Regions from separate parts of the Homo sapiens genome. Here regions 1 and 2 are each linked to region 3. Evidence: chromatin loops called from intact Hi-C (ENCODE). Cell type or tissue: heart left ventricle. All regions are shown on one strand. Links, peaks and the distances in the headings refer to the core of each region. The heading gives the core; the rest is flanking DNA.

What was found. A loop is a pair of places that touch in the nucleus more often than their neighbours do. Peaks named below come from ENCODE experiments on the same cell type or tissue, not always from the same donor. Only the 100,000 strongest peaks of a DNase experiment are listed, where the experiment ranks them.
Region 1: a loop joins it to region 3, with 5 times the contacts of the local background. A loop is called at or near these places in 64 of 110 quality-filtered maps.
Region 2: it touches region 3 in a loop (14-fold over the local background); 25 of 110 quality-filtered maps call a loop at or near these places.

What each region holds. Positions count from the first base shown.
Region 1 is chr1:41,568,657-41,578,587 of GRCh38, forward strand. HIVEP3 (HIVEP zinc finger 3) reads right to left here. Exons shown (of 9, transcript NM_024503.5): 5 at 6,888-7,033. Among named protein-coding and RNA genes, the nearest start is that of EDN2, 89 kb to the left of the region's middle. In heart left ventricle, for the core only: a CTCF peak has its summit at 5,618; DNase peaks (open chromatin) are centred at 5,635 and 5,948.
Region 2 is chr1:41,807,183-41,817,113 of GRCh38, forward strand. The region is part of intron 1 of HIVEP3 (HIVEP zinc finger 3); the gene reads right to left. Among named protein-coding and RNA genes, the nearest start is that of HIVEP3, 110 kb to the right of the region's middle. In heart left ventricle, for the core only: a CTCF peak has its summit at 4,981 (motif pointing right); DNase peaks (open chromatin) are centred at 4,445, 5,046, 5,549, 7,089 and 2 weaker places; H3K27ac peaks cover 2,017 bases.
Region 3 is chr1:42,169,435-42,179,365 of GRCh38, forward strand. It overlaps FOXJ3 (forkhead box J3), which reads right to left. Exons shown (of 13, transcript NM_014947.5): 13 at 7,114-9,931. Among named protein-coding and RNA genes, the nearest start is that of GUCA2A, 9.7 kb to the left of the region's middle. RefSeq lists enhancers at 2,984-3,278, 3,673-4,300 and a silencer at 3,629-3,846. In heart left ventricle, for the core only: CTCF peaks have their summits at 4,086 (motif pointing left) and 7,674; DNase peaks (open chromatin) are centred at 3,297, 3,567 and 4,077; H3K27ac peaks cover 2,206 bases.

The DNA of each region.
Region 1 (9,931 bases), core at 1,317-9,316, 600 kb before region 3:
AGATACGGTTTCAGGGCCAAGCTGCCAGGATTTGCTAATGATGTAAGACAGAGTGGCTTTCGGTCCAAGCATCTAGAAAAATGAAACTGCCTATGCAGAATGTCCATCTTGCTTAACTGAATGAGTGACTTTGCCGCTCTCCTTCAGAAGATGCCTTTCCCCACTGATATGGTTTGGATCTGTGTCCCTGCCCAAATCTCATGTCAAATTGTAATCCCCAGTAATGGAGATGGGGCCTGGTGGGAGGTGACTGGATCATGGGGGCAGTGTCTTATGGTTTAACACCATCCCCTCTTCATACTGTCGTCACTATAGTGAGTTCTGAGATCTGGTTGTTTAAAACTTGTGTGACACATCCCTCCCGCTCTTGCTCCTGCTCCAGCCATGTAAGAAGCACCTGCTTCCCCTTCACCTCCTGCCATGATTGAAAGTTTCCTGAGGCCTCCCCAGAAGCCGAGCAGATGCCAGGAGCATGCTTCCTGTATAGCCTGCAGAACCATGAGCCAATTAAACCTCTTTTCTTTATAAATTTCCCAGTCTTCAGTATTTCTTTATAGCAATGCAAGAACTGACTACTATACCCATCTTTGACCACTTAAAAGACTTTAAAGAGATATAAAGCAAGTGTGGGTAATGGGCACAGTTTGTCTACCTATGTTATACATTTCCCAACCTCCACGCCACCAACCCTCCTGTGGTATGTGGTTTTGCTACTGTTTAGGTTCTTAGAGTGGCTTACTGACTTTATTTTTTACACACCTATCCAAAAGGCTCCAACTTATTACCACTTATTTAATTCATAGTTTAATCAATTTGTTCCCCAATAAATACACAGAGGTAACACATATTCCCAAAGACATAATTCTAAATCTGGAGTTCACAGCAAAATGGGACTAGGCACAGCAGATGATTAGGCTGAAAATCATGCTACACTTCTGGGTTTCAAAGTCCAAGAAGAAATGGATTTGTAAAAAAACTATTAGAAAAGAAAATAATCTTTAGATTTTTTAAAACTAACACTATTCTCTCCAAGCTACTATTTCATGAAACACACAGGTATGTGTGCACATACACAGGCACACACACACACACTTCAAAATGTACAAATGCACTGTCACAAAAACGTGCTGCGTACACTGCATGAACTCTTAAGACTTGGATAAAAATTAATTCAGCTATAGAAATAGATGAGATAGAAAAGTACACTCGTTAAAAATGTAACCCCTTCAACTGGAACAGTAATGAATTAAATAAACTTTTAAAATAATTTCTTTAAGGAATGTCAAAGAGGCCTGAGACACAGTTCTGCAGTATGCGCTGTGCTGTGGACAAAGGGTGGGTTCACTGATGTGCAGGTGGACCGCCTCCCAGATACGAAGTTGGATGCATGACCCGGAGTTCAGAGGAGAAGTCCTTGGAGATAGGGATCTGAGTGTCATCAACCTGTAGATGGTGTATAGATCACGTTGGGACTGAGTTTAGAGGAAGAGCACGGAGCCTGGGGCTGGGCCATGTGGAGCCCTAATGTTCAGAGATCAGGCGATGATGGGACTCACTGAAGATGGTGAGAAAGTGTAACCAGTCAAGGAAGAGGAGGATCAAGAAAGAAGGTGATAGGGTTTGTCTGTGTCCCCACCCAAAATCTCATTTGAATTGTAATCCCTATAATCCCCATGTGTCAAGGGAGAGACCAGGTGGAGGAATTGAATCATGGGGGCAGTTTCCCCTATACCATTCTGGTGACAGTGCATGAGTTCTCATGAAACCTGATGGTTTCATAAGCGTTTGGTAGTTCCTCCTGCATGCATTTTTCCTTCCTGCCACCTTGCGAAGAAGGTGCCTTGCTTCCCCTTCACCTTCCACCATGATTGTAAGTTTCCTGAGGTCTCCCCAGCCATGTGAATGAGTCAATTAAACCTCTTTTCTTTATAAATTACCCAGTCTTGGGCAGTTCTTTATAGCAGTGTGAAAACAGACTAATACAGGCAGTGTCCAGGAAACCAAGAGGACAAAGTCCTGCATGGACGAGCGAAGGATTGACTGTGTCAAATGCTGCCGATGGCTCAGGAAAGAATAGAAGTGAGAACTGACTACTGACTTCTGCAAGGTGAGGGTCATCATTGACTTGGATAAGAGCAGCTTCTGAGGTGTGAGGAGCCCAAAGGCCCACCTTGAATAGGTCTGAGAGAAGCCAGGAGGAAAGATACGGAGGTGAGCAACACAGTCACCTTCTTCTGGAGTTTTTCTTTAAAGGAAACAGAGAAATCTGGCAATATGGCCCTTCAGCCAAAGTATTTTTAAGGTGGAAACCTTAAGTCTGGGTATGCTTAAGGAGCACTCTCCTGGCCCAGGAGAGTGGCAATGGCTGGAGTGAGGTACTGGGGTAGGTGAGGTGGGATGGGAGCCAATGCCCTCCCATAGGAGGTGCAGCAGCTGAGTCCTGCAGCACGCAGGGTCTGGCATGGACTCCTGGGATCTCACCATCTGAACTTATCATTCCCTTCGGACATAAGCCCCAATAACACACCACCCAACTGGGCTTGGTCAGCCAGGTGGTTCCTATCAATTCCAGTCTCTTCCTCTTCCGTGTAAGCCCACTGGGCTGAATTCCCAGCTTTCCTTGCAATAAGTGAACTTGAGTTAAGACAATATAGTCATTACTCTCAAGGAACAACATAACTTTGTGTGTGTGAAAACAACACTGCTTAACAAAAAGCCATTCTAAACAACCAAGGCAAATGCACAGGTGCTGGGTGAGAGAGCCATCACATCCCTGATGGGCACTCCCAGGGGCTGCCTGGAAAATGCGGGCTTTGTTCAGGTGTGGAAGTGATGGGGAATGCAGAGGGGGCCATGTGCCAGGAAACTAGTGCAATAAACAGAGACTGATGCATTGTGTGTGCAAAGCATTACCCCAGGACCCAAGTCAAGAAGGGACTTGGGAGGAGACAGAAATGGATCTTAGCACCAGTGTTATGACAGAAGTAACACAAAGAACTACAGAGTGTGGAGGGATTTGGGAGGCTCGTTAGAGGAGCAGGGCTGAGTATTGGCTTTTGAAGGCTGGGTAGGATTTGGCAATGGCAGGGCCCAGCAGGCAGCAAAAGGTGAAGGGCGACAGGAACAGGTCAGATTCTGAGGCCAGCACTCACAGGCTGAGTTTAAACTGGATCCTGTAGGTGAGGCAGCCACAGACGGCTCTGGAGAAAAGCATGACACAGGCAGAATCATGTTTAGTGATGCTCAGTGGCACCAACTTTGGAGTTCTAGAGATAGGGTGGCCAGAGCAGTGGCAGAGGGAGTAAAGAGACCACACTGAGTCACTGACTACTTCATGCAGACACCAGGATTGGGGTCTAACTGGAAAGGGGGAGAAGGCGTCCAAGACAATGTTAAGGTTCTGAGTGTGAAGGGCTGGGTGTGTCATCTGAGATCTGGATGTGGAAGGAGATGCTGTTGGTGGGAAGTGGAAGGCTTGGTTTGCACATGCTAAGTGTGAGGTGTGAATTTCCCAGGCAAAAATGCTCAGGAGGCATCAAAACCAGTGTCTGCAGTTCAGGGGTGAGGTCCTGGCTGGAGACCCAGATGTAGCAATGTCGGCACAGAGATGAGGCCTGGGGCTAAGGAGATGGGTGACACTACCAAGGGAGAATGCTCAAGGCAAGAGGAAGTGAGTCTCACTGATCAGGTATGGGAGCTGCCATCACACCTGTAGCAGGTAGACTGCTGGGCAGCGTACCCTTCCTCTCCACTTGTCTGGGTCTCGCCCACCCTCTGGGCCCGGCCCCACCCACTCCGGGAAGCCCTCTCTAGCTATTCCATCCCCCAGGCATCCTTCCTTTGCTGTGAGCTTCTCAGCTCTGGCCATCCCCACCTTAGCAGTGGGTCTTGTGTTGCCACCTTGGTGTAGTCCCCAAGCACCTTGAGGGCAGGATGACAGTTAACCCCCATGGGACACTGCATTTTCTGACACAGAGCACCCAAAAGGCACTGATTAAGTAGATCCTCCTCCCTGATGAATTAATAAATTGATCAGTCACTGAAATGGAGGTCAAGAAAGAAATTAAGGCAAGTTTAATTAGAGATTAAAAGACTCATATAGCATCTACTCTTTTGTGTCTGGCTTACTGATTCATGATGAACTAGGTCTACATGTATCAACATGGATGCACGTCAAAAACACTGTTGAGTAAACATAACAAGTTACAGATGTATGTTAAACCAATTTGAATAGTCATGAGCACTATATCTACCAAATATTTCAGGTTCTCCCAAGCACACGGTAGGAATGCACTTCTCTACTCCCATGGAGCTAGGTGAGGCCATGTGACTTGCTTTGGCCATTTAAATGTGAGCAGAAGCTTCTGGGTGGAACCATTGTTTTCTTCTTCCTCTCTCAGCCTCTACTGGCCTGGATCTAAGGAACAGAGCTCCATAGCAGATCCTTCTCAAATGTGTACAGGAGTGAAATACATATGTTTGTTGTATTAAAAAAGAAAGAAAAAAAAGGAAGAACTGAGTCTAAGGCAAAACTGTGGGATTGCAGAGGAGTGTGCCCAGTGATTCTGGGTGTGGGCACTCTTGGCAATTTGGGGGAACAAGAGGTTGTAAGGCTGGTGGAATGGAAGGTCAGCATCTCTGGCCTCGTCCCTGAAATGCCAGTTATGTGGCAACCAAAATGCCCTCCCCCTCCTTCACCATTTCCAAACACTCTGCGGGGTGATGCCAGCCCCAAGAGAACCATGAATGTAGAAGAATCACCAGAAGTGAGAGTGGGAGGCATGGTCCCAGCTTGAGATAGCCAGGCTGGGGGAGGAAAGGATCTGACACTATAATCAGTTCCATACGTGCTCAAATTGCATGTGACAAGTTGAAAGGGAGAGGATACCTTCCATATCTGACAGAACAGATGGGACTGTCCCAGACAGAGATTGACAAAATGGATATACTAGTAGTAAAATGCACCAATGTCCATTTTTTGAGCAGCTATGAATTATAGCCTTCATATGGGGTCTCACAAGGTCCTCTGAAAATCCCACATGTTATTTTCCCCCTTTTACAAATGTTATTCTCCCCCTTTTACAGATAAAGAAACTGAGGGCGGGAGAGCTGGGGGGCTAGTCTCAGGCAGAACAGAGGTAAGTGGGGCAGAGATGACAGAACTCAACCGAGAGGATTCTGAAGCAGAGCAGGTGGGACTAAGTGAAGACCTGGAAGGAGGTGGAGAGGGAGTAGGACCCATACCAGCTGGAGGAAGAGAAGAGGACTTGTGGGTGATGTTCCCCCTCCTTCAGCCATTGCAGACCGTGTAGGTAGAGACATCCAGCAGGGAGCTGGGCACGGAGTGGCTCCTGCCAGCTGCCTTTCTGGAGGCTCAGGCTTCCTGAGGTCTCAGAGCACCTGCCTCTCAGGGAAGATGCGAACCTCCCCGGGCACACACAGACTGCTGCTGGGGCAAGCTCCTGGGACACCAGGAAACACTCAGCAGCCCTCAGAGACCACAGAGAACCTCTGAAGCAAGAAGGAAGAGGGCCAGTCGCTGTGAGCAGGCGCTTCATCAATCCTGCCTCTGTGTGGCCTCTAAGGGATCCAGTGGCATGAGAACACAGAGACACACGAGGGCGCTCTAACCAAACAGCAGGAGGACCCGCGTCCCTCCCCACACGGAAAGAGGGTTGGCATTTTCAAAGACCTTTGGTTCAGTGTTTTTTCAACGCAGCTGCTATTGGTATTTTAGGCAGTAGGTTTCAGGGGCATTTGCTACCCCTGGCCCCCTTCCCATCATTGACTACCCTGCTGCCCACATTTCCAAGCACCCTCTCTCCTGAGAGCCCCTGCTGGTCAGTGCCACCAGAAGATGCCAACTGGTGGCCCTGGGGAGGGTGGCAGTCTCTGTTGTCCCCCAACCTTATGGAGGACTCCCGTGCCTCCCACGCTGACCCTGTGAGTTAGGCGCTTGCAGGTGCTAGAGGATCAGAGGCCCCCAGTGACAGCCATGTTGGCCCCAGCTCATGGGGACTGTCCTGCACAGGAAGCGCATTTTCCTCTACGTTGTTGTCCTTCAGGGCTGTGCAGGACCAGGCCACCCTGATCACACCAGGGACACAGACACAGGACCCTGAGACAGAACGCCATGGGACCTGCTCACAGACACCCAAATCCCAGGAAGCAAACATGTGGCCACACAAAACACAGCTGGCACAAAACTTCCACAAAGCACGTCTGAAACACGGCACCCTTCCAGAGCCCAGACAGTCCCTGAAGCTGTGAGCTCTGAAACGTTTAGACCATTCGTTTCCCAAAGTCAAGCATCAAAGGTGAATAACTATGAATGAGATTCAAAATATTCACCAACCATTGAGCCCTGGGCCCCAGCCAGTCAGGATAGGGACCAGTGGAAACACCTGGTGCATACAGTGTGCAGTCAGCCCTGCAAACAGCCTAGTCGGCTGAGCCCAAGTGCCCCATGGGAAACCAGACATGCCAAGATGGCCATTGGGCAGTACAGAGATGACTTTTGGAGAATACATGTCAAGAGAGACAGAAGTCTGGACATTTGCTGGGATACTGGGATGGCAACTCCAATGCAGGAACTAGAAACCTGGCCAGGATCTGAGAAAATGAGGGGCTGGAGAAAGACCCAGACCTCTCCAGATCCTCAACAAATACCCAGCATCACCCATCCCCACCAAGAAGCCCCACGGCATTCTTAAACAGAGGGGCCTGAGAGTCCCAGGAAGGTGATGTCTGCTGAAAGGCATCGCTGGGACCACAGGGCACCTGTGGGCAGAGCCCTTGCCAACTGAGCCACTGCTGCCCGTGAACACCAATGGGCACCAGCTCTTATTCCACGGAAGCAGACGATGGAAACCAAACATGAGTCTTACCCTCCTTCGAAGATTTTGATCCTCGCCGGCTCCCCTCTCTGGGAGGCAGGAGCATCCTCCTCCGGCTCCCCTCTCCTCTCTTCTTCCTTCTCCACTCTAGCTAGATCTTTCTGGCCTTCCGGGGAAACCAGTGAAGGGAGGTGAACCTGGCCCACCGCAGGAATGACAAAATCATTGCTGGTTAAAAGTGCATCCTCAGTCACGAATGCAATGCTAATAATCATGCCTTACACAGTACTGCACAAGTACACATATGCAATCTTCACACTCCCCCATGAAGAGGTGCTATTAGCTCCACTTTACAGAATTAAGGAAACTGATCCCCAGAGAGAATTCCCTTATCCAAGGCCATGCCATTAGTTGGTGTTACAGCTGGAACCCTGTCTCTTTCATGTTAACCTCCCATAAGACCTGTGTTTGTTCTCTGTCTTTTACACTAGTCTGGGAACTCCTGGGGACAGGTCCTCATCTTGGTCTCCTTGGGCACCCCAGAACCCCATACAGGGCCTGTCTCAGAGAAGAGGCTTAAATAATGTTGAACACATGAACAAGGCTCCACTCTGCCTTTGGAGATGAACTGGTCCAGTTCTTGTTTATAGATCAGAAAGCTAAGGTCACCCAGCGAGTTAAGGGCAGAGCTGGGAGCAGAGCACAGGTCTCTTGCTTCCAGGATCTTGGCCCTCCTGAGCTAGTACCAAAGGCCAGGAGCTGGGCTGAGGACCCTGACCAGCAGGACGTCCCCAATTCCACCATAGAGACAGGCACAGAGAGGCTGTGCAGGCTCTGGGCTGTTAGTCCTGCAGGACCCACGCTCTTTACAGAGCCACACCTCAGTGATGAGAGCTAGCTTAAGGGGAGAGCTGGCATTGGCTTTGTGCTTCCTGGACATCTTCCACTATCCCAAGAACACGTCCTGTAAACACTGCAGTGTTGTCAGGGGTGGGTGCACTTTTGCCTAGGGAGCAGAAATGCTGTGCTTAGGGGCTGGGAGTGAGAATTTCCTCCTACTTCATGCCACTGTCATTAAGGTCATGAAAAACCATGCTGTTTCCATCCAGTGAATGAAGCAACCACATTTCCTGATGCTGGGGCAATCTAAGAACGGCAGTCCCCTTTGCCAGCCACCACACCTGCCCCCACAAGGACAGCATGGGGCTAGGTAGAAAGGTGACTGGCTGGGAATCAGGGAGTCTGAGTTCCAGCACCAGATAGGCCATGGCACACTGGGCTGCCGTTTGGTGGATGACTTCACCTCTCTGGGCCTCAGAGTCTGAGGGGATTTAGACCATCTTGAAGATCAATTCCAGGGCAACTTCTGTGACTCAGTGACCACCAAATAATCTCTTCAGATTTGGAGGAGGGGAGTGGAAACCGAGCAAGAATCTGGACTGCTGCTTTGGCAGAAGGCAGCTAGTTTTCTGCAATACCCTTGGGTTTCCAGAGCCTACCATTTCCACTGCACCCCGGCCTGAGATCTAGACTGTCCATGTAATGACCAAGGTGCCTCCCACAGGCAAACAGACTACTTCTCCCTCACAGCCTGCCGTGATATCTGGGCCACACTGGAGGAGGCTGGTTTGGGTGGCAGTGTACCACTTTCCCAGGAAACACAGTGTTGGAACTGAGCAGGGACCAGGGATCCATTTTAGCTTTTGATGACAACAATATGAATAAGTATAGTTAAAAATACTTACTGAGTGCCAGTGTGGCATACACTGTTCTAAGCACACTCCGCATGTCTTAACTCATTTAATTATCTCCACAGTCCTATGCGCTAAGTGTTATTATTATCCCTATTTTACAGAGGATGAAACTAAGGCTCAGAGAGGTGAAGTTATTGGCCCAAGGTCACATAGCCAGTAGGTAAGGTAGTGGGATTCAAACCTGGGCAACTTGGTACCTGAGTCCTTGTTCTTAATCACTTTGTGACAGTGCTGTGTTGTTGTCAAAATGATTCCCAAGGAGGAAAAAGGAAAGAATGTGGCTACAAAGTGGACTCTGAACAAGCTGGGGTTTCTCCAGGGTTTATACGTGGAAGAAAAGATCTATGACCAAACAAAAACATCATGGGGTGTCCTAGACCTGCATGAAGATGGTTTGGAAGAGCTTCAAAATGCTAAGATAGACCTAAGGACTTTTTCAGAACTACTAACAGAGAATGGAAGCCGCAAGCTGACAAATGTCAGCTCAGTACAGTAAAGAACCTTCTTAGAGCACTGTCCAAAGATGAATTGGACTGCATCATGAGATGGTGAGTTCCTCTTGCTGGAAGTATGCAAGCAGAGACCAGAGAGAGGTGTAGTTGTATAAAAGGCCTTAAGCCATAGACCATGTGGTTATACTAATGTACCAGATTGGTGCAATTCTGGAAGGAAACATGCCAGTGAACCAAACAGAATATTCCAAGAAAAAGTTCGCAGGTTTTAGGAGCACTATAAATAAATAATTGCCGAATCCAAATTAACACTTCCTTTCTCTTAAATGGCCTGTAACATTTTCAGTCATTAGAAACTAGAGGCAGCTTAGATAATTCAAAAGGGCATTGGAGTAAAATCTAGTTTTGATCTAGGCTCTGCCATTTACTGTGTGGCCTTGTGAAAGTTACTTAACCTCTCTTGTGTTTTGGTCTCCTCATCTATGAAATGGTGATATTGCACCCTAACTTTCAAGTTGGTTGTGAGGAGAAAAGTAACATTTAGCATAGTACTTGGTACATAATAGGTATCCAAAAAGTTAGCAGTATGAATAATTATAACAGCATCTTGGGAGTGGCCACAGCTAGTAAGAGACGCTGAAGAGGAAATTAGCAGGACATTAACACAAAAGTGGAAATCTTGGTCAGGGATGTCTGTAGACTGACAAAGACATCTAGGGAATAAATTTGGAAAACAGTTCTGTGAAGAACATCCAGTCAAGCTAAGGACAAATTCAATGCACAAAGTTCACTGAATGACAAAAGGGGAAGATATGAGAGCACAGGAAATTATAGAACACAGTTGTGCTCACTTATCTACAATATGAATTTGGTTTAGGGAATTTAGACC
Region 2 (9,931 bases), core at 1,369-9,368, 360 kb before region 3:
TGCCATGCTGCTGCAGGGCCGGCATGCCCCCTCCTCACCCTCACGGGGAGGGCCCCCATGGTGTTAGCCAGGGCTCAAGAATGAAGCTAGGACAGGAGGGGCAGAAGACGATGAAGGGAAGTGCAAACATATGACCCTGTCATCTGTTAGGCCTTGAGGTAGATCCTGGGACCCCAGACGACAGAAGAGTGGAAGGGAAATCAGAAACCAGCATACTTCACCTGTCTGGAGTGCCAGACCCTGCCAGGTACAGAGAGAGAGACAGAGGGAGTGAGGGAAGGAGGGACCTGTATGGAGACTGAATTACAGGGCAGACACAGGATCCCTACAGAATCCTGCCAGGCAGTTGTTCCAATGTGTAGCGATAAGCAGTGACAGGGCAGAAATGGGAGGCGATTTTCCCAGCCTGTCACCTCCAGCAAGGTGTGAGCCAGAATGCACACGCAGGCCTGCGTGTCTCTGGGGCTGATGACAGAGTCACAAGGAAACAGATCTCCATAGCACAGCGTGGAAAGGGCCAATGCTGTTGGGTGAAAGATGCTCTGGGAGGTCAAGAGAAGGGCCAATTAACCCCATCTGGGGAAGCATTTCATGACGGTTGTGATGCTTGCCCTGGATCTGAACAGCACATGCATGGGAATAGGTCAGGAAGTCAAGGGGACAAAGATCAGGGCAAAGGCACCAAGGTGTGTAGTCATGATGGGGGGCAGGGGGAAGGCATCAGGAGGCTCCAGCCAAGGAGGAGGCTGTGAAGGAGGCACTCAGCAGCCCATGCTGACTTTCCTTATAACTTGGACCCCAGAAGTCACTGCTATTTCCAGAAAATTAGAGTCACAAATCTGATAATATTATCAACCACTAACAGGGCATCCACTATGGGCTAGACATTGTCCTAAGCACTTCATAAACACTACCCCCATTTAATCTTCACAACAACCCTATAAAGTAAGATTACTACCCCCATTTGGTAGAGATCAAGAACTAGGCCCAAAGAGGTTGACTCACTTGCCCAAGGCACACACCTCTACAAGGGGTGGGGCTGGACTTGAACCTGAGGCTCCAGAGGGCATGCTCTCCTGACCACTCAGCTGGGTTGCCCCAAAGACCACAAAATGCCTTTCCTGCTCCCCAGAAGGTCCAGTTCATCCTCTCCACTAGGCTGCAGGCATCTCCAGAGCAGGGCTGTGTCCTCTCCTCCTTCTATTGAGTTCCCCTACCTGAGCCTGGCCTTTGTAAAGAAATTTGACAGGCACATCATGACAGGCAGAATCCAGGGGAAGAAAGCACTTGTCACAGTCCAGTTTGGGCTGGGAACCAACAATTTGTTGACTTAATCAGGCAGATGCAAAAAGGTGTTGTCATGGTGGCAAGCTTTCTATTCCAGGCGGCCAGGCCATAATTAAATGTCCTGACCTGCACACCTCCAATTACAGCACAAGAGCTGGTTTCCCAGGCCTGTTAACTAGCAATTATAGAACCTTCCAGTGAAATTCCAAATCACTTAGTAAAGGTCAACTTCCTTTATTTATTTTTCAGATTTGGGGGTAGAAGTGAAATGGAATTATTGCCCAAATTATGTGTGACATCCATTACTTAAAATAGGTTTATTCAAACGGCCCATATGGAGCAAGGGATGGAGCCTGCAGTTCTTACAAGTTGTTATAAGGGATCTCATTTATGGAGCACCTGCTATGTGGCAGGCAAAACCACAGTGGCTTTAAATGTGTTCTATGATTTAATTCTTATAATAAACTTAAGAGGTAGGAATTACTATTTCCATTTTGAAAAGGAGTAAACTGAAGATCAGAAAAGTTAAGTAACCTTCCCAGGGTCATACAGCTGATGCTTCAGAATTCAGGATTTACAGCCAGGTCTGTCTGCCTCTGGACACCAGGCTCTTCCCATTACTAGGTGGTCTCAAGCTAAGTAACACAATTTGGGGTTCAGAGCACAGCTCCTATGTGTTGTGCAAGGAGTGCTGAGACCTAAAATATTCCCTTCTCCTGGCCTATCCATGAAGGCACAGTTGAGGCACAGGTCTCTTCCAGCCTCTGGGATGGTTACCATGTTAGGGTTAATAACCCTTCATTGTTGACGGCTCAGACAGCTTTTTATATTGATAAGAGAGACTTGGAACAGTGTGAGGACAGTAGGCCTTCAGAACAGAAACAGGTGGTACCAAAGACACGGTCTTCATGCCATCACTTGCCACGTGATGCCCATGGCAGGTGCCACTAATCAACAGTGACCCCAGGCTCCTTCTCAATACAGGTGATTCTTCCAATGCATTGAACTGGCCCAGGAGATGCAAATTGTTTTCTCTCTCTGTCTTAGATATATGGTGACCATATTTTCTGCATGCAAAATTCTGACATGTAATTCAACTGAAGATTATTTCCCTGATTTATGAATTTATTTATGCTTTACAAAAGCTAAAGTCAAATCACATTCCCCCATATATTTAACAAATCACTTTTAATGAAAAGAATAAATGCCCCTTAATCAGAATTGTCCCAGATGATCTAGGCCATATGGTTGTTACAGTTGACTGTGGGTGCAGATCCTGGGCCTGTGCACAAAAAGACACTCAGTAAACACATGGGGAACAAGTGAATGGGAGGAGGGTTCAGATGAAAGAAAAAGGGGAAGGTCCCTGAGAATAAATCTGCTGACATCACCATCTCGCCGAGTCCATGCTTGACTGGGGACTTTCCTGAAGCTATAAATTACTTTTCAATGTCTCATTCCAGGAGAGAAATATCCAAACGACATGTCCATCTGATGAAGAGAACAGTGTACATGCACACACCAGATGCATGTGGGTGCAGCTGCCCAAATTGCAGCCAGTCAAGTTTTATACCTGACTGGCATAAAACTTAATCAGGCTCCAGTGTTCAGGGCCAAAAGCCACAACAAACATTTCAAAGTCAGGCCTCACCCTCCATCTCACAGATAGTCCCCCAGCTGCCCACAAGACCTGGACTGATTGGGTAATTGTAGAAATCCACATCCAAGAGGTTGAAATGGCAGAACTGCTATGAAGCTTGTCCCAGTTTTTCGATTCTGCCTTCAGGCAGCAACAATCCTTTCAGTTGCTTATCTCAAATAACTAAGTCACCTCCACTGAAGAAGTGCGATCAACCACTTGTAAGAAAGCAAAACTCCACAAGCATCCTAGCATCAGGGCCCACTAGTTGACTCCAGGATGAGTGCAATGATCTCTCCTGGGTACCAAGAAGACTCCATCCAGAGAGAGGGCAGATAACAAATGTCCATCTTAGGTCCCTTGCCCCCCATCCACCATCTCCTAGTCCCTGGGACCTCCATCTAAGAGGAGAAGCACCAGCCTTGGCAATGGAAGCCCACACCAGTAGGGGCTGGCCCCACACTGATCCTGGTAGGTTCATGCTTATGCTTCTGCCTCATGCTGAACTAGTGCATGCCTCAGCCCTTTGGAACCCCTTGGAGCTCTCCAAGGTACTGACCCTCATTCCTGGCTGGGCCCCTAAAAACAGTGTCATGGTGAAATGTGGTTATTTTGAGTTTATATATGGTTACAGTCTTTTAAAAAGAATCAATTCAAAATAAATTTGGCTTCACTGTTGTACCTCATTTTAAGAAGTAGTTTTCTAACTTTTCACCTCCAATTTATAGTGTGGATCTCTTTAAGAAGCCAGGTGGCCTATGTGGCATGTGGCTTATGGATTTGCCTGTAATGGCCCTGAAGCCTTTGACATCACCAAGTCCTCACTCCTTTGGATCTTGCCTGTCCTATTTCTTGGCCTTGTGCCCTTCCCAATCCCTTCCTATCAACTGCAGACTCCTAGGATGCCCTTTTCCAGCCCTTACAGGGCACTATGATTGTTTATTGACCAGTTTATTTCCCCCATTGGCCTGAGTCCTCCAATGACCAGATTTTTTTTTTTTTTGTACCTAATGCAGGGTTTGTGTCACCTGGGTCCTCAGTTGGTGTTTATTGCCCAGTGGGCAGCTAGTGAATAGTCTCCTGGGTGTGACCCAGGAGATCTTCCATCTCTTAAGCCCTTGGCTTTTCCTACTCCCCAAGGCCCACTCTGGCAGCCAGCCAGGTGTGCTGTCCTCCCAATGGTAGGAACAGTGGTCTGTGCTAGTCTCCTGCTCATAAGAAACTTCAGGATCCATGTCTTCTGCTTGCTTGTTTGTTGTATTTCCTAGAGGAAAACAGTCTGGTGTTAACCTTGGGTTTTACTGGCTACCTCACCCCATAGAAACACAACAATAACAACGAATGCTTCTTTGAACACCATTTTTCACTATTCTAAGCATTTTATATGCATTAATTATCAGTTACATTTGCTGTTAGGCAAATGCTACCACATCCTCTTTTTACAGATAATGAGGCAGACAGAGAGGTTATGTGACTCACTTGGGGCCGCCCAGCTGGTTAGTGACGGGCCCAGAGCACCCTCCAGAGACACTGTCCTGAACCATCGTGCTGTGCTGCCACCCACTGAGCTTGGAGCACCACGGGGAGGGGGTGGGGAAAGGCGAAACGTCAGGAGAGGGTGAGAAATGGGAATTTGGAGGCATAAAGTCAGGAAAAGGTTGAGTCCTTTTTATAATAAATTCCTAAAAGAGGGAATACGAAAATCGCAGTTGCTGTAGTTGTACAGATGAGTCCTTATCTAACTCCATACAATTAATATAAAGAACCATATAATTAATTTACAACTGGAAAAAAAAATACTTTATTCTAAAGATGAGCAAGCAGAGGCCCAGAGAAGCCCCCGAGTGCCCAAGTTACAAAGAAGAGTGTCCAGAGGCACTGGCTTAAGAAGACAGAAGGCACTCAGTTGAACCATTTTTACAATGGTATAAAGAACCCCCAAGGTGATATTTTAATAAACAAAATGACCCAGGTCATTAATCTCTCTGCTGCTTTGAGACATACACAGGTGCTCCCAGGGCTGAGGCTGTGGAATCCCAGCCAGCTATCCTCTAGGGGGAGCTAGAGGCAGTCCTTCCCTTTAAACAGGGCCTTCATTAAGCAAACTTAACAAACACGAGGAGCACAAACAGAAACCTCTTTCTCAGCTTGCAACGGACAGATGTTTAATAAGATGCCATGGGCCGGGTGCAGTGGCTCATGCCTGTAATTCCAGCATTTGGGGAGGCTGAGGAGGGAGGATCGCTTAGGGCCAGGAGTTCAAGGCTGCAGTGAGCTATGACCATGTCGCTGCACTCCAGCCTGGAGAACAGAGCAAGACTGTCTTAAAAACAAAACAAAACAACAACAAAAACAAAAAAATAAATAAGATGTCATGGATATGGAATAAATAGAGGATAAAGCCCACTGAGGAAATGCCTGAATTCTAGACAATCTCAGCAGCTTTCTTGCATTCCTCTGGAATGACTGGGCCACATCTGTATTGTGTTCCCATCTGGACACTTCATTTTAAGAGTGATAGTGACGCATTTATCCTGGGAAGGGAAATTAGCAAATACCAAGGCTGGTAGGGGGTGGGGGGGGACCTGGGCTGCTCACCCCAGAGAAGACTGGCCAGCTGGGCTGCGAAGCCACCACTCCAACAGTTCCCTGTCTGTGAAAAACAGAGTGTCCCCTTCCCTGAGGGTGCACTCCTCCTTGGGGGTGGGGGGACAGATAAGTTAGAACTGCCAAGGTTCTCTGCTCCTTAAATGCAGCCTAGCAGGATGGGTGGAGGGGGTGGGGGGCGGTCCTTGCAGCACTCAGAGCCAAGCGCTTTCTGGACCTGGTAAAGTGCCTATGCACTCTGGGGCCTCTGAGACTCCTACAGCAAGAAGGACCTTAGCTGTCTCCAGGCCCTGATCCAACCACTTCATTTCATTTTATCTATTTTATTTTATTTTATTTTTGAGATGGAGTCTTGCTCTGAAGCCTAGGCTGGAGTGCAGTGGTGCGATCTTGGCTCACTGCAACCTCTGCCTCCCAAGTTCAAGCGATTCTTCTGCCTCAGCCTCCCAAACAACCCCTTCATTTTCGAGATGAGGGCTCTGAGGCTCTGGGTTCCATGGCCAGTAAGAAGCAGAAGTGGGACTGGAGTCCAGTCATGCAGCCCCCCATCACCCTATCTAGTCCTCTTGCCATTTGGCCCACAGCCTCCACCAGCAGGAGCAACACTAGGCGCCAATCTTGCCCTGTCTTTCTGGTGATCTGGAAACAGTCCTATCATGGCAGCTGGAAAACAGTGGCTCACACTGCTGCCAGGCAATGTTCACCAGCTGGTCCTCCTCCCAAACACACTGGCAAGACCTAGTGACACACAGGGTGCCTGAGAGACTGTGCACCCACATACCGCCTTGCAATTGTCCATCCCCAGCCATTAACAGGTGCGACTTCTCTCCGCAGGACCACAGTGGATAGAAATCTCTGTGGAAATCTCCTCTTGGCTGCTAGCCATAGAGGACAGATCTTCTACGCCAAAGGGAGAAGGCTGAGAACCATAAAGCCATCAAGTAGGAGGGACCATGCAGTGCTCTCTGATGCCCAATATGTAACCATAATACATGAGAGACCATTAAAGGAGAAGAGCTGGGGAACCCCACCCCTGCCCCATGCCATACAACTCTTCCTAAACACAGGGTCTTCACAGCCAGCCTCGACAAGAGACACATGTAGAAGGGAACCATGACTAGCCATTCCACAGACCAGACCAGCACAGCCTGTTGTGGTGGAGACAGTAGCTTCTTCCCCAACCATTCAGCACTGCGGCCTGGGCTTCCTCACCTACAGATGTCTAGGGCTCTGATGCCTTCCTGTAGTTACCCACAGCAGCCCACAGCACTGCCCTTTCTCAATCTCAGCCTCCTCCCCACCCCTACACGGTCCATCCTCCAGTGGTGGGGGCTTCATCTCCTGATGGTCTTGACCTTGGGCACTCTTATCTTGCTGTCCAAGGGAAATCCCCAGAAGACACTGAGTAATGAGAGCTGAGAGAATGGGACCTTGCTTTTAGGCCATGGGTGAAATTCAAGCCCCAGTACGTCATGTCTGTGAGGCTTGTGGAAAGCTGGCTTCTGAGTGAGTGTCCCTCAGCCAGCACTCAGCAGACATTTATCTGGCATGACCTCTGCGCTCACACTGCCAGGGCTGGAGTGCAGAGCCACAGGAGAGTGGGGTCACGTGGGGACAGTTCTTCCCCTCTCCCTACCCTGTGCTGTATGAACTATATCCATCACCTCTTTTAGCTCTCATGCCACCATGGTGGTTGGTATGTTCCCATTCCACATATGAGTAAATGTAGACCCATGAGGGTTAAGGGAATGGCCCAAAGTCACATGGCTAAGATGCAGAACCAGAACTTGAATGCAGGCCCGGCTTCCCTAAGGCTAGTGCCTGCCACCAGATTATAGCCATGAATCTTGCATAACCTGGGTGAAACGCTTTTCCAAACTCTATTTCAAAATTATGAGTTGGCCTAAAATATGACTCCCACAGCATGCTAATCTTGTAATTACTATTCATTTATGACCACTCTCCATTGCATTTGCAACTGAAAGCTTTATTATGCATTAGTGTGTTTCGGTTCCACAAATATTTATGTTTCCATTCCACAGGTAAGAATAGGTACCCAAGAAATTCTTTTCCCCATTTTAAAATGGAGAGTTGCTCCTTTATGAAAGCATTCCTTTCAGTGAATCCATTTATTCAACTGCCCATTGATTCAAAAGCATTTACTGAGTGTAAAAGGCATACACGTTATATGCATGATATGCAAAATCAGCACTGCTCTGGGTTTTGGAGATACAGCAGTAATCAGGACAGATAAGGTTCCTGCTAAAATCAAACTTAGGTTCTAGCAGAGGAGACAGACAGTAAATAAGTAAATAAATAAATAAGATGGTTCAGGTAAGAGGTGCTATGAAGAAAGTAAAACAGGATGGCCTGGGGATGTAATAAGAGGTAACATCTGAACTGATACCTGTTACCTGCTGACTGAAAAGAAGTCAGCCATATAAAGATTAGGTGAAAGAAAGTTCTAGGCAGAAGGGGGTCAGGTGCAGTGGCTCATGTCTGTAATTCCAGCATTTTGGGAAGCTGAGGTGGGAGGTTACTTGAAGCCAGGAGTTCAAGACCTGCCTGGGCAACATAGTGGGACCCTTTCTCTACAAAAAATAAAAATTAGCTGGGCATGGTGGTGCATGCCTGCAGCCCCAGCTATTCAGGAGGCTGAAACAAGAGGATGGCTTGAGCCAGGAGTTTGAGGCTGCAGTGAGCTATGATCACACCACCGCACTCCAGCCTGGGTGATAGAGTGAGACCCTGTCTCAAAAAAAGAAAGAAAAAAAGAGAAAAGAAAAGAAAGTTCTAGACAGAAGGAACAACAAGTACAAAGCCCCTGAGGTAGGAATGGGAATGGTCACAGCCAGTGTTAATGGGACCTAGACAGTTCAAAGGGAAGCAGGGGAAGATAGGGAGGCTGACCCATAACAGGCCTCAGAGGCCCATGGAGGAGGCTTAGCTTTTATCCTAGTGGCATGTGGAGAACCAGGCATGAAAACACATATCATGAATCGCCAACAAGTGCCGTAGGAATCGATGCTTTTTTATTGTTTTTTTTTTTTTTATTGTTGTTGTTGTTTTTTGAGACAGAAGTCTCTCTCTGTTGCCCAAGCCGGAGTGCAGTGGTGGGATCTCGGCCCACTGCAACCCCTGCCTCCTGGGTTCAAGCAATCCTCCTGTCTCAGCCTCCTGAGTAGCTGGAGAACCACATCCCCAAAACTTAGAAATCAGATTGCCTTCAGAATTAAACCACTGAAGCCCACGTGCCGTTGATGCAATTAGTCACCTGTTGGTTCTGGAGTAAGTCCCCAAAGAGCTGTGGAGCATCCTAAACTAATCAAGGTGGCCTTGGAAGCAGGGCCAGTATTAGTATGTAGAAAGTGGCAGTACCAGCATTTGAACCCAGTTCAGCCTGACTCCACAATCCCAAGTCTTGTCCACTCCAGCCTCTCAGTAGCTTCCATAAAGCTTAGACACATAGCACACATAAAGATAACATGGAGAACTGTTGCCAGCATTGAACAGAAAGCACATTCTTGTGTGGCATTTTGCTTATGGCACAATCGGGGTGGGTACATGGAAGGCAGCCATGGAGTAGGCCATTCAAACCTGGTGAAACAAGAAGTTTAAGTGTTTCTCTTATTTCAGATCAAACCCAGAAGGCAAATTTTCATTAACTAACAACTAAAGGCATCTGTTACGGCTGGGTGCAGTGGCACACTCCTGTAATCCCAGCACTTTGGGAGGTCGAGGTGGGTAGATTACTTGAGGTCAGGAGTTTGAGACCAGCCTGGCCAACATGGTGAAACCCCATCTCTACCAAAAATACAAAAATTAGCCAGGCATGGTGGCGTAATCCCAGCTACTCAGGAGGCTGAGACATGAGGATTGCTTGAACCCAGGAGGCAGGAGTTGCAGTGGGCTGAGATCCCACCACTGCACTCCAGCCTGGGCAACAGAAGGAGACTTCAGCCTCAAACAAAACAAAACAAAACAAAACAAAAACATAGCATCTATTCTTACAGCATTTGTTGGTGATTCACGATATGTGTTTTTATGTGTGGTTCTCCTGCAAGCCCCATGAGAAAGAAGGGCTACAAACTTGCATTCCTAACACACCACTTGCTTCATCTTGCCATGCTCTTGCCCTCTGCTAGCACTGTCCACCTGGAAAACTCGTCCCCACCCTTCCAGATTCAGCTCAAGTGTCAGCTCCCATAAGATGTCTTCCTGACCATCTCTACCCACTTTTAGGCCAAATCAATCACTTCTAAGCACATCTTTTTGATCAACTCATCACACTGGATGCATCTGGTGGCTTAAATGTCTGCCCCTTCCTAAAGTGAGCAAATGAAGAGCAGGGATTACATCACTCACTGAGGAATTGCTGGTGCCCATCATAGCACTTAA
Region 3 (9,931 bases), core at 742-8,741:
CAGTTTCTGCTTTAAAAAATGGAGACAATAACAGCTAGATTGCAAATTTCAGTTTTTCTGGAAGACTCTCCTAACTGACCCCAGCCCTGGCAAGCCCGAGTTAAGACCATTTCTACTCCTCTGAGCTCCACCAGCCTCCTACACCTTTGCCATCACAAAACTTAGCAAATTGTCTGTCTAGCCTACTGCCCTGGGAGCTGCTTGAAAGCAGAGACTGTGTCCTACTCAACTGAGGCCCTGTACTCATACAAGGCCTGGCACTTAGTAGGTACCACTGAGTCTTTAAAGAATGAGGCAGGTTGTAATGTTTGCAATGATCATCACATTAATGACAGCAGCTAATATTTGTCAAGACTCACCCTGTGCCAGGCTCTGGCCAAGTGCTTTACAAGTGTGGAAGCCAGTCTTGCTCCCTAAAGCCCCGCCACCCCTCACCCACTTCCAGAAGCTGCAGAGGTTCTGCCCTGCTGTTGGGGCAGCCCTCCAGTCTCTGTGAAGATGCTGATGTTTGATTCTTGTGTCTAGGTGATCTTATCATGGCTCCTGTGTGCACATTAAAATTGGGACCATTAAGCCTCAGTCCCCCCATTCCCACAGGCCCAGAGGCCTAATCGGACCTCAGCAGGAAGGCCTGGAACAGAGCCCAGGTGGGAACCTGAAGACTCCAATACAGATCTGTGTAACCTTGAAAGGGGTGTGGTCCACAATACACAGCCTCTCCAACCTGCTTGTAAATGTGTCTTGGAGGGTGTAACAATCTCTGGTTCCTATAAGAATCCAGAACTGCCTGAGGCAGACATTACAATATATGTGAACCTCCTGACAGCACTGGAAACACCTAAGAAATAACTACATAACCCTATTTTATACATGGGTAAACTGAAGCTCAGAGAGGTTAAGAAAGTATAATTTTCCCAAAGGTGCATACAGGGATGCTGTGTACAGTTGTATTGGTTGTGCACTGCACAAGGGTACCCGACCAACAGAGAGCATAAGTGTGGACACAAGCATGCGACTACCTCAGCCTAGAGGAAAGCACAATACTTCAGACTCATTGCCAGGTGGACTGGGTGGCAACTGTGGTCACGTAGCTAGAAATCCCAGAACAGAATCCATTTCTTTCAACTGCCAAAGAAAAGCCTAAAGTTCTATTGAGTCCATCCCATTCCTCTGCACTGTCTTCCTGGTCCCAAACACCCATTTTTGCCCCCTTCTAGGGAAAAGGAAAAAGAAAGGAGTCGCCACTGAGTCAGACCCTGTGAGGTAGGTCAATGATGTCCATCTTAGAGGATGAAACTGAGGCTCTCAGAAAGAGTGCTCAATGTCACACAGAAAGTGGATGGCTGAGTTGGAATTGGAAGCCTTTTGGCTGAAGCCCAAGTCCAGGCTAGGGTGGAGGGATCTCTCCCCCACCCCCAGGCCCTGGGTGGCCCGGCTCTTTCCCTTGATGCTCCAGGGGGCAGCTGGGGAGTGGGCAGGGGGCGTGCCTGGCTGTTTGCTCAGCGATGTCATCTCAGGGCCCTGTGGCCTCACCAGGAAGAGGCGGTGAAGAAACTCCGTTCACCATCTGCTCCCCCTCAGTGGGACAGCAGCTGCAGCCTTCTCCCGCATCCCCCAGCCTGCTTTGGGCATTGGCCACCAAGACAACCTCCCACACCCAAAGGCTGACAGGGAAGGAGAGCACAGCTGGAGCTCCCTCCACCTGCCCCCATAGAAGACGCTCGCAGAGCCCACAGGCTACAGGGAGGGTAGGGCATGGGTACAGACTCCCTGGGATGAGGGAGGAACAAGCCGAGGCTACCAGTCCTCCTGGCACCAGATCAGAGAATGCTTTACCTGACAAGGTGGCATTTGCAACAGGTCTTGATCAATGGGAAGATTTGGACCCATCGAGGGGAGAGCCGCGAGGCAAAGGCCTGGCAGCAGGAAGCATAAATGGCAAAGCGGGGGCGGCTGAGGTGAAAGCAGAGGGTGTCTCAAGGACTCATGGGCCAGCAGCCCAGAGAAGGCGGCTTCACACACTGGGCTGAGGAGTTTTGCCCTTCACCTGGTGACAGCAGGGAGCTACAAGAGTTTTCAGAGTAGGGGAGGCCTTGGTAAGAGTCATGATTCAGAAGGAGTGCCCTGGCACTTGGCGTTAAAAGTGGACTGTCTAGCGATGGCTGCTGCATGGGTCCAGGAGAGGTCTGTGTTCCACCCCTGGCAGTGCCCCAGAAGGGCAGGGGGTGGATTGGAAGCATAGAATGGCAGGAAAAGCAACTGGTCTTGGCAACTTGGCAACAGATGGAGAGGAGAGGGAGGGAGACAGAGAAGGGAAGACCGCCCCTGGGAACCTAATATGTGCCAGGGCAGCTTTTGCCATCTGACTCCTCACTGATGGTCTCAATAACACGTTGAGGTGAAGTATTGCATCCCCATTTTACAGATGAGCAAACTGAGGCTCAGAGAGGGCAATGTCTTACCCAAACAGAATTCTAGCTTCTTCTGACTCCAAACTCTGAATTCTTCCCATTGCCTCAAGTATTTTGCTAGCCTATGGGACCTGCAGGGAACATGCAGGCTAAGCTGCTGTTCTTGGAGCAACTTCTGGTGTAAAAGCTTTAGGGCAGCAGGCGGGGGGATGCCTGGGGGCAGGAGCCGGTATAGATCAGGGATCTAGCTCAAAGGGATAACGGAGGGAGGAGTCCTCAAAGCCACAAGGACAAGCCAGGGATGTGATAAGAAAATGTGTATCAGACCCACAGGTCTAACCCTGACAGTGCCTGTGAACCCAGCTACAATCCAGGCAAGCGTCTCCCTCCTCCTGCAAATTCCCCTATCCTAGTGGGAGGAGGGAGTGGCTATCAAGTCATCAAATTTGAGGAGCAATCTTCCTGTCTCCTGTCTCCTTTATGGGCACACACAGATACACAAAGTCCCAGTCACTATCACACAGGCTACAACGTATCACATGCTCAGCCACAGACTCACACGCTCACACAAGCACACGAGCACACGCACACAAGGCCTTGCTCACATATGGTCACACACACACACACACACACACACACAGTCACACGGAAACAGAGGGCTGTTCCAGGAAGGCCTGTCACTCAGGCATGGGAAGGTTGGGAAGTGTCCTTGGACATATTTATTGCCATTGTCTGGGACAGGAAGTTGCCTCTCTGACCTTTGGGGGATGCGGGGTGAGAGTGGTGCCATCCGTCTACCATGAGGCCAGCTCAGGCCTGCCTCTGGGGTAGGGTGACCAGAGGGTGGTCAGGGCAGCTGGGAAGTGCTATGGAAGAGACAGCACGCCCTCCAGAAGAGCAGGCACGCCTGGGGCAGATGTGGGTTCCTGTCCTCTTGCCAGCCTCGCTCGCTGGCTTTGACCTTGGGCAAATCACTTCACCTCTCTGAGTTGGCAATGTCCAGCCATAAAAGATAATGACACCAACCTCACAAGGCATCTGGGCATGCTCACTCAGATAATCGCTGTCCAGTGCCAGGCAGGGACCTGGCAAATGTGGCAATAACCATCGTTGTTTGTGACAGCCGCAGGAGTTGGTGTACAAGTGGAGACAAGGCCTGCTCCGGCTCAGAGGCAGGGCTGGTGGGGGTGGCAAGGGTAGCTGCCCAGTGGGCAAGGCGCATGGCTGGCTGGACCACAGCCCTCTGTATGCTTGCAGAAACCATGCCAGCCCCCAGCATTAGCTGGCCCCAGAAGAGGAAGGAGCAGAGCCTGAGGAGCCTCAGAGTGTGGGGCTGACACTGGGCACCTTCTCCCACCTGAGTCCTGGAGCAGGGGAGCCATAGGCACCAGGAGGCTGGGACGGGGCAGCAGACTTCAGAGGCAGCTCTAGAGTGGGCCCCAGCAGTATGTGGCCGAGAACTAGACAGGCTCCTTGGCTTCCTCCAGCAAGCTCTGACACAGGAGAGGAGGAGCACAGATTCTAAAGGCTGGCTAGTGGAATCCCTACCTTTCTTTAGGAGCACCAAAATCTGGGGGCTGCAGAGAAAGGGAGCACAGCCCTAAGTAAGGGTAAAGGAAACCCTCCAAAAGAGGAAAGGTGCACAGCCGGCAGCCCCGCCCCCTAGTGGCCACAGGCACTCACTACAGCCTAATTGCAAAGTAGCTTTGGCTTTGTTCTAAGGCCCTCATTCTCCGCCTGGTCGCTCCGGGAACAGGGCCTGAAACAGCACAATGTGGTGGTGAATGGCGCAGACATTGGAGCTGAATGGCCTAGGTTCAAAACCCCAGCTTTACTGTTGCTATTATTACCTGTGCCACTTACAAGCTGGATGACCTTGGGCAAGGGACTTCATTTCTGTGGCTCTGCAAGATGAAGTTGATAATAAGAGTATCTACTACACACAGTTACTTCAAAGAGTAAGTATGATAATCCACATCAGGTGCTTAGGATAAGTAATATTAAGTAACAGGAACTTTTAATAAAGAGTAGCTGTCCAATTCTGTACTTCTGAGGTCAGCATCGCTTAGGGGTACTGCAGGAGAGCTGGGGGTTGAAGCCCTGACCTAGGGTTGAATTCTGGTTCTGACGCAGTCAGCTACCAAGTCTCTGCTCTGTACATGTTGACTAGTCACATATATTAAGGGAAGAGTCCAAGGAGGTAAGCTCAAAAATCACTCTTGAAAATCCTTTGGGAAGGCAGCACTTTTGTGGATAAACATGTCTCAATAAGCCCAACCCGGCCAGTTTTTCTAGTTCTTGGTTGAAGTCTGTCTTTGAGCATTGGAGGAAGCTGCTGGCTTGAACCCAAGACAATGCTGCACGAAACACATGTCTCTTTATCCACCGGAATTGACTCAGTAATGAGATGCTCACGCAGAAGGTACATGGAAGCAAATACCAGTTATAGACTCAGATTTGAATCTTCCATCTCACACTCAGGGGCACATGTCCATCACAGGTGGATACTCCACCATTACATTATTTAAAATTTCCATTCCTTCTCTCTTTGGCCAAGTATATACAACTGAATTTACATGCTTTGATTGAACGCATTCATGATACAACTCCATTGTGTCTCACCTCTCCAAAGCTGTTTCTTCTTCTGTAAAATGAGGGCAGTAACAGTACTACATCATCAGACTATTGTGCAATCAAATAAGACAGTATGTGTAGGAATTTTAAATCGCTGCCAGACAAATGACTTTCATTCCCTTCCCCCAAATTTTCCCTAACTAACTGTGTGAAACGTGAGCAGACCCTTCCCTCTCTGGGTCTCAATGTTCTCCAACAACAAAATGTGGGGGTTGTGTTAGTTGATTTCTAAGGCCCCTTCCAGCTTGAAGCTTTTAGGATAGTGCTGTAATTCTAGGGCATTTAATGCAGTCAAACCTTCAATGCATTTGATCTTAGCCAAAAGGCCAAGAAGCTATCAAGCCTTCAGTGAATGTTAACTGATGCTTACATGGTTTTTCCAGGACTCCTTTACCCAACTGATAAGGGTCACATCTATAAACAGCAGCCCTTTGCACACTGTAGTATCTTAAAACCTTGAGAATTACACATGCATCTTAATCGCCTTTTCATTTGATCAGCAGAAGTATACTTCAGCTGCATCTGAATCAGCACAAGGTGACTACATTTAGTGGTGCCCTTACTACAGTCCTTCAGAGGCACCGCGAATGACAAATGCTTACCTGTGATGGGAGTGAAGCACAGCTTTCCCTCCAAGGAACACACACGGACACATGGACACACACACGGAGGATAGTCACTATCCTTGGCTTTGGGAAAATTCCTCTTTTTAGATAGCAGTGAGGTAAAAGGAAATGAACTCTGGAGTTAGGTCTGGACTGAATTATTCCAGCTCCTCTATTAGCTGTGAGAATTTGGGCAGGTTAACTTTTCTGGGCCTTGTTTCCCTATCTGTAAAACTGCCAAAGATGTTTCTGGTGGCATTGTGTGGGTTACGTTAGCAGCAGCCTGAGGCTTTGGGTAGATCATGGGATTGATGAAAAGGTCCCCCTTCTAGAGTGGGAGGGACTCCAGGTTAATCTCACTTCCAGCCACATGGCTGGTCTGCCCGTTGCTTAGCCTCTCCGGGCCTGTTTCCACATCAGTGAAGTGGGGACAGCATTTCTCACAGAATTGCTACGCTCAGCTCTTGACCAGCAGCCCTGCACTTCTCTTGCCTCAACCCACAACCCCCATGCTAAGGTAGCTCCCATGCCTTGCCCAAGGTAATGGTATAAATGGCAATACCTCCTCCCATCTGTCTGGGACCCTTTGAAGACTCAACTTGGTAGCCCATACCTGGAGCCTCTCCTAAACCACGGCCCCAATCCTCAGTATGACCTAACTCCGCATCACCAGAATCTTGCCTTACCAGAGCATACCTTCAGAATAGCCTCCCTGGGCTGGCATTTGCTACCTGTCCTGGGCAAGTCTGCACCCTCTAAAGGCAGGAACTGCGGCTTCCTCATCTCTGGATTTCTCATGAGAGGGCTTAACACAGAATATGTGCTCAGCAAATGTAAAGCCCCACTTTCACCTTTTGGAAATAGCTCTGGGAAGGCAGTGCTGGGGACAAGATGGGGCAAGGGCAGGGGGTAGGGAGAGGGGAATTCCCTCAGTAAGTATGAGAGGATTGTGCAAAAAACATGATGCCTGGAATCAAATGACCTGGATTCAAACCTCTGCTCTATCACCTGCCAACTGAAGAATCTAGACAAGTTTCTATACCTCTATCTGAGCTGTTCCCATGTCGGTAAAAGGAGGACCACAATATCTACTTAGCACAGCACCTGGCACATACTGAGTACCAGTATGCTTTATGTCCCATGTGCTGTCCTAAATGTTTAAATGTACTGATTTATGTAAATCCCACTACAACTCTAGGAGGCAGATACTATCCTCATTGTACTGGCGCTGCAAATAAGGAAAATGAGGCCCAGGGAAATCCAGTGACTTCCCCAAGTTCATGGAGCTAATAAGATGCTCACTAAATGGCAGCAATTACTGTCCTCAGGTAGTAATGCAAAGGACACAATCTCAGTGACCCCAAGGACTCTGGGGTCCTGGCTGTGGGGTTTCTGCACCTGGACTAGCTCCATTCTCACTTCTTCAATTACAGCAAACAACGGAGACCAATCAGTGTTGTAAATAGAGTTAACATAATATATTTATTTTAAGTGCCATTCATGCATATCAGTTCTGGCAGCAACAATCCTAATGACACTTGGAATATTTCTTTACAGCACTAAACAGTTACAAATAATGGTTGCCGTTCATCATAGAGGCAAAATATGAAATCGTGCAATAGCAAAACTGTAGAAACATTAAAACACTGACTGTCCAACAGCAGTACAGAGAGCAGGTTGTATCTGCACAAAAAGCCAATGCATTTTCATCACATATATACAATATAGATATGTACACATCACCCTCTGAATGAACAATATCAAAATACTCTATTCCATTTGAAATTATCCCCGGATTGATTCCCTCCCACTTCAAAGGACATCTGAGCGACACGTATTTACAAGAACACACATGAATACATTTACATTTCAAAAACTGCCACAAATGCCAGTCGGATTATTCTCCTGAACAGAGTGTCCCCATTTGTTTACATGCATTTACTATTCTTTCCCCCTAAAGTCTTCAGTCAATTTAAGCCCAAGACAGAACTTGTTCTGCATTAGCAACTACCATACAAAATGGCCACTAGAGGGACTCTCTGCACCTCACCAGGTAACCCTGTCTGGCCAGGGCCCACAGAAAAGGCCTGTCCTGGGCTCCTGGACCACCTGGATCACAGGAGAGTGGGATGGGTCTGGGTGAAGGCTTTGCCTCCATGGCCATTCTTGCTAAGTTTAAATTCTCATAAAAATATTCATCACTGCAAATCAGTAAATGATTGCCAAATGGGAAATTCGCTTCACACAATTTATAAAATCATCATCAGTGGTTCTACTCAAATCACTCAGTATGAGACTGCATTCCAATATCCAAATTGTTTAAAGTGCACATTGCTACCCAAGCAATTAAAACAGTTTCAAAACAGCTATTTTGGTGTCTAGAAAACAGTGACTTAAGCAAACCATTGAAAATCACCCCTCTTTTTTCAAGCATTTACTCTGCAGGCTGCCATCTCATCTTGCCTCTGATCCTTCTAAGAGGCGCAAGTTGGCTGCCTTTCCAGAATCCTCTGATTTTCGTTGATCCAAGGGGCTGGAACTGAGCTTCCTTTTTCATGCCAAGTAGGGTCCAAACAACAGAGAAACATAAAGCTCTTCCTTTCTCCCCAACCTCACCAGCCCTTACCATGGCTGGCTTCCCAGTGATTCATTCAAGGCAACACTCCATTAAAACACACACACACACACGCGCGCGCACACTCTCACACACAGCACACACACACAGAAACAAAAGATGTTTGTTTAGTTCAAGTAGAGATTACTCAACCATAGAATCACTAAGGCTAATTAAAGTGATTTAGCATGGCTGATAAGACCAGAGATGCTAAAAAGCAACTAGTGAGCAGTTATTACTCTTTGACTTGATGGAATATATTTCCCCATTAGAACTGACACTTTTTGGGGGGTCTAAAGAATCAATTCAAAATCTATTCATTAAAAAAAAACCCTCATTTCTTCTAGTTTTATCATAAAACTAAGATAATCAGTCCATGCAAACTGTGATATGATATGAAACAAAACAAACCACCACCACTAAAAAACCCGTAAGAGGGGCTGCATTTCAAAGAAAGGGACCAAATGTCATGCATACACAGACATACAAGACAACAGAAACAGCAGGCCACATAATATCTACATTAAACACTGAAGCAAATAAAACTGTAAGTGGCTCTATCCTCCTTTCAAGACAACCTAGATGAGTGGGGAAACCTGCTTTAGAAACCCTGCCCTGCTGTTGTTGCCCAAATGAAATCTGATTCAAATTCCAGAAAAATCCGATTTAACTAATAAGTCTGAATCAGCAAGAATGCCAAGACAGAGAAATCTATTCACATGGTAAAAGGAGTGATGATAGAGAATGACACAATGTCTCTCTGAGTGTCTTATCTGTAAATTCTTATCAAGAAAAGTAACGCTGGGCCAGGCGCAGTGGCTCATGTCTGTAATCCCAGCACTCTAGGAGGCTGAGGCAGGCAGACTGCCTGAGCTCAAGAGTTTGCAACCAGCCCAGGCAACATGGTGAAACCCCATCTCTACTAAAATACAAAAAATCAGCCAGGCATGGCGGTGTGCACCTGCACTCCCAGCTACTCGGGAGGCTGAGGCAGGAGAATTGCTTGAACCCGGGAGGCGGAGGTTGCAGTGAGCCGAGATCGTGCCACTGCACTCCAGCCTGGGCAACAGGGCAAGACTCCATCTCAAAAAAAGAAAAAAATAATAATAGTTCTGTGCTTTCAGACACATTTCTCCTTAATGAACCCGACAGGAGCTAAGCATTCACAGAAGGTAGCAATAAATATTAAAATGACACTTTTGAATAATAAATACATAGGTGAATGTGGAAGCACTGATGTGTTTAAAGAGCCAAGCAATGCCCAATTTCTTACCAATCAACAAATTTTAGAGCTATTATAATGCAGATTTAGAAAAGCAGACATAAATACTCTATGATCCCCCAAGCATCAAAACCAATTTGGTCAGTTCTTCATGCTGCTCAGGAGCAACATGCCCCTTCGGATTGTTGGAGTGTGTCAAATTCTGGTTTCCTTGACTTATTAGATAGAATTCATTACCCACATTTCTAAAAAAGATTAAATAAGGGGAACTGGGTTTTGGAAAAAATCTATTTCCTTTCAGTTTCCTACATCAGTTAAAAGCATCCTGCAGAAAATAGCCTAACAAGGAATAAAAACTGACAATAACTTTCAAGACATAATAATCCAATTAGAAAAAACTGAAGCCTTTCAGTAATTTTTGTACATATATTTACACATATGTATC